Linked DNA regions of Homo sapiens: region 1 is linked to region 2. Evidence: read pairs that join two places in POLR2A ChIA-PET (ENCODE). Cell type or tissue: HepG2. All regions are shown on one strand.

Evidence for each region. Peaks named below come from ENCODE experiments on the same cell type or tissue, not always from the same donor. Only the 100,000 strongest peaks of a DNase experiment are listed, where the experiment ranks them.
Region 1: POLR2A ChIA-PET joins it to region 2 with 7 read pairs; 2 of 35 experiments call an interaction of 5 or more read pairs at or near these places.

What each region holds. Positions count from the first base shown.
Region 1 is chr5:95,563,984-95,566,483 of GRCh38, forward strand. It overlaps ARSK (arylsulfatase family member K), which reads left to right. Exons shown (of 8, transcript NM_198150.3): 2 at 2,015-2,144. Among named protein-coding and RNA genes, the nearest start is that of ARSK, 10 kb to the left of the region's middle. In HepG2, no CTCF peak of the experiment used is centred here; no DNase peak of the experiment used is centred here.
Region 2 is chr5:95,923,436-95,925,935 of GRCh38, forward strand. The region is part of intron 2 of ELL2 (elongation factor for RNA polymerase II 2); the gene reads right to left. Among named protein-coding and RNA genes, the nearest start is that of ELL2, 37 kb to the right of the region's middle. RefSeq lists enhancers at 669-808, 1,290-1,584. In HepG2, no CTCF peak of the experiment used is centred here; a DNase peak (open chromatin) is centred at 1,496.

The DNA of each region.
Region 1 (2,500 bases), 360 kb before region 2:
TTTTTTTTTTTTGAGATGGAGTCTTGCTCTGTCACTCATGCTGGAGTGCAGTGGCGCCATCTCAGCTCACTGCAACCTCTGCTTCCCGGATTCAAGTGATTCTCTTGCCTCAGCCTCCCGAGTAGCTGGGATCACAGGCACCTGCCACCACGCCTAGCTAATTTTTGTATTTTTAGTAGAGACAAGGTTTCACCATGTTGGCCTGACTGGCTTTGAACTCCTGACCTCAGGTGATCTGCCTGCCTCAGCCTCCCAAAGAGCTGGGATTACAGGCATGAGCCACTGTGCCTGGCCACTATGCACTTTTGTCTTCGCCTTTCTAGCTCATCATTGAGGAAATCAGTAGTTATTTGCTTAGCATTCAATGATTACTCTTGCTAGAAGTGGTAATTTATTTTGACATAAGACATGCATAATTTTCCCCATCTTAAAAAAAGAACTGACTTTAATCCCACATTTTCTTCCAGCTAACACACCATTCTCTAACATCCCTCCCGTTTTTCTGTTTTGCTTTGCAAAATAACTTCTCAGAAGAGCTTTTCTTTTTTCCCCCTGCTGCCTCACTTTCCTGCCTCCCATTCCTTCCCCTTTCCAGTTTAGCTGTTCATCTTTACCACGCATCGAAAGTGCTCTTGTCAGGGTCACCAGCTGTCTCCATACTGCCAATTCCAATGTGCATTTTCTGGCCTCATTTCAGGTGCATTCTCAACACAGCAGATGTTACCTCTTTCTTGGCACACTGCCTTCTCTCAGCTGTCATGGCACTCGGTCTCCTCACATCTTCCTCCCTTGGCCATTCTTTCTCAGTTTCCCATGCTGTTTCCCCTCTTATTTGGGACTCCTTATAGCTTCCTCTAGACCCTTTTCTTTCCCCTCCTTCTCTCTCCCTGAAAGGTTTTATTTAATCTCACAGTTTTCAAAACCATGAATATGTTAAATACTCCCAAGTTTTATTTCGCCAAGATAGACTTCTCTCAACTCCAGATTCCTATCTGTATCCAACAGCCTACTTTATATCTCTATTTGGGAATCTCAGCTATCTCAAGGATTTAGATATATTCTATATTTTGGGTTGGCTCATGTTCTAAACTGGAATTTATTTATAATTATGTTGAAAACATATAATAGATAGAACTCCAGGACTGGAACATTCTTTTTTCTGTTCTTGCTCTTTACCAACGTGAGTTCTTCAATTCCCAGTTCATCTCCAAAATGCATATCTCCAACCCAAACATCTCCTAATCTTCAGACTCACTTATCAAGCTGCCTAATTTTTTTTTGTAGAAACAGGGTCTCCCTGTGTTGCCCAGGCTGGTCTTGACCTCCTGAGCTCAAGCTATCCTCCCACCTCAGCCTCCCAAAGTGCTGGGATTATAGGCATGAGCCACCACACCCCACCCCAGCTGCCTAATTGATATCACCACTTCCATCTCACAGATATCTCAAACTTTGTATGTCCTTTAAATTCTTTGAATAGCTGGATCCTGTTCATTCTTTAGGTCTCATACATCCCAGAGAAGGCTTCCCTGTCCACACTGTCTAACGTAGGTCTCTCTTGTCCTTCTGTATCTCGGATTTTTTTCAAAGCACACGTCATAATTTGTAATTATTCATAGTTTATTTGCCAGTATACTTTTTGCCTCTCCCACTAGACTGTAAGCTTCATGGGGCCTAAGACTCTGTTTTATTCACCATTGCATCCTCAGATTTTGCAGTGTCTGGCACATAGTTAAGTATTCAATAAATACTTAGTCAGTTCATCATCCCCCAAAAGAACATTCCAGGAAGTCCTTTATTTACTGTAGTTAAATGAATCCAAGTGTAACGCTGCACTGAATTCTAGCTATTTATGTACCAGATACTGGAAACACCCTCTATACTTGTTTTGTTTTTATCTTTGGAGGATTCTTAAAATCATATTGAAGTCTTCTGCTATTGTAAATTTTATGGTTAAAGAAAATAATTTTCTTCTTTGGTAATGTAATCAATGCTAATTAAATTTCTTTATTTCCAGGATGGAAGGTTAACATTTCATCCAGGAAGTCAGGTAGTGAAACTTCCTTTTATCAACTTTATGAAGACACGTGGGACTTCCTTTCTGAATGCCTACACAAACTCTCCAATTTGTTGCCCATCACGCGCAGGTATGAACATCCTTAATATGAATGGGAGAAAGTGGCTACACACTGAAAATATATTCACAGTTTAAAAGATTATACCTAAAAGTAGAATAGTTGTATTTGGCCTCAATAAAATTGTTTTAATATAAAAGATGTGCATTTTAAGGTATATATTGGCTATTGGGGTTGTTCAAATTGTATTTTTCAAGAGTAGGAATTTTTATCATTTAGAAAGGTGTCTAGTTCATGTGTTACCGTTTTATTTCCTTGTGACTGGGGACTAAGAATCTTTTGGCCATCCAAGAAAATGAGGGAATACTCATATTTCCTAGAAGAGTTCTGTTTCCAGGGAAATTTTTCAGTAACGGTATAGGTAATTG
Region 2 (2,500 bases):
GGTATATTTGAGCAGTACGCAGACACGGCAGGGGCAGGCATCAGGGCAAATAGTGTTCACTTTGGGACCAAAGGGTGACTCTTGATGCACGTCATGAGTTTCTTTGCAGCTATGGAGCTGAAGTGGAGCTTAGAGGTTAGGGAACAAAGGGACATGGAGCCCAGGCCAATCAGAGTTCTACATTGCCTTTTCTTGGTAGTTTCAGAGCAGCATCAATGCAGATGGTATGGTCTGAGCTAAGCCCAGGCCAATCAGAGTTCTACATTGCCTTTTCTTGGTAGTTTCAGAGCAGCATCAATGCAGATGGTATGGTCTGAGCTAATCTGAAGCTTTTCAAGAGCAAGATGTTTTCAGGCAAATTTTACATCCTTAAAATTTCAAAAGGGTTTGTAGACTTAGTGCATCTAATTTCTTGAAGATGTATTAATTAGACACAAAGTTAATTGTATCAATATCCAAGTATACTCTTAAGAATGAAATGGGTATATAAGGTAGCACTTATGTTTATGGCTGGTAAGGCTGTGTAACAATTTGGCCAATGGACAGGAAAGCAGGAGACTTATTGGAAAGAGCAGGTAATATATGACAATTAGGGCAGGTTGGTGAGAGGGAAGCTTTAGAACTAAACTATGGCAACTTCAGAGCAGACCAGAACCTGTGGGACTGTTGAAGGCCAGAGCTAGGGTGGGTCTGAGACCTTGTCTAATCTAGAGCCATTCAGGCAGAGTTTCAGAGGAACCTGTGGATATGCGTCAGTCCCCTCTGATATGCAGGAGCCTATTCCATTGTGTATCTACACAGTTCTTTTTTCCAAAATGGTTATAAAGCATTTTCTTAAAAACTAGCCTTCAGGTTCATGAAATACGAGGAGGAGGAAGTGAAAATGTACTGACTGCTACTGGTAGACCTAGGGTCAGCTTTGAGGACTGAGGTAACCACCACAGGAAATAAGTTTTGAGGTCTGATTTTGAAACAATATTGGAAGACCATTCCTTTGTGAGATAGAAACTTCTCCATTTTAATTTTAGTATTTTAAGCTTTTCCTACAGGTCAGTTGGGAATAATTTTTATTTAGGGACTCACAATCTTGAATTTTTAGCTAAATGCCTTAAGAATAAAATATTATTTAAAAAGTATTAAAATGCTGTGATTCCAAACAGTTTCTTGTTCAAGATGAAGAATATAAAAATATACCACCATGTCTCGGCAACTGGAAAAGCAGATTTTAATTTTCATTCCAAAAATGAGAGACTGAAAATCAAAGGCTTAGGACCACAATCCACAACCCTCCTCCCAACCTCCTGTCTGTCTTTGATAAAAAGCTACAAAGAAAAAGTTTCAGGAAACTTTCAGACATTTATAATTAGCATAAACACTGTATACCAAGATGTGTAAGTCAAAACGTCTAATTACTCTGGGATACAAGCTCAGGCATGTGGCAACAGAATACTGCCTGAAAGGTCATTTCAACATCAAGTCACGGACGTCCTATTTACATAAGGATCTAGGGCAGAAGCACAATGTGCACACTGCTGCAACTTTCTCATATGTGAATGCTAACATCTGCTGAAAAGCTGTTGGTACCTTTACTGCAGGTTTCCTGTCCTTGAGTCAAATACTTTCTACTCAATATTGGATTGAGGTATACATTAGATTAAAAATAGAACCAGCAAGGGTTTTCTTCATTTATTTAAGTGTTTTGTTCTTCTGTGGGATTACAAATCATTCAAACTTACAGAATTCTTGTTTGACAGACACCTTTTCTGATAAGGTGATTGTAAATGCTCAGTGAACCAGCAGTACCATGGTTTGACATGACAATTCCTGGTGTTAAAGTGGACTCATATAGCTGAGCGGGCCAAGATCATCTATAATTTCTTTTTTATAGATTAGGGACAATGAGGCTTAGTGATTTGTTCAAGTTAGAGTCATACTTAGATTGACAACCCCTGTACTACAAATCCGAGCCTGCTCCATGGCTGTCTGAAACACTCATTACCTTGTAATACTAACATATTATGTTTATAGTCTTTCTCCCTTCACTAGAATATAAGCTCTGCAAGGACAGAGGCTTTTGTCTGTTGTGTTCCCTGAATATATTGTCAGCACCTCAAGTGGTGCGTGGCACAAAGTAGTCACTCAATGCATATTTGTTAAATGAAAAGGTGGATTAATGCCTGAGCCAGGCCTAGAACTGAAGTGTTTGCTTTCTTTCCACCAGCATTTCTGAAGCATGCTGAAAAGTTTCCTTATGTGAAAGAGGGGTTCTTTCCTCAAATAAATTTAGGAAATGCCAAGTTAAACAAAATAACTTTCTTTGCTGTGGGTCTTTTCATACTGAATAGTTTCCCAATTTGTATGGCCTCAGAACCCACCTCCCCTCCGGCATCCCAGGAAGCCAGTCCATCTCTTAATTTTATCTAAAATCTATTATTTGACTATATATAGACTATATATTAGCTTAGATACAAACTTACTGCAAACATTTAAACATTAGAAT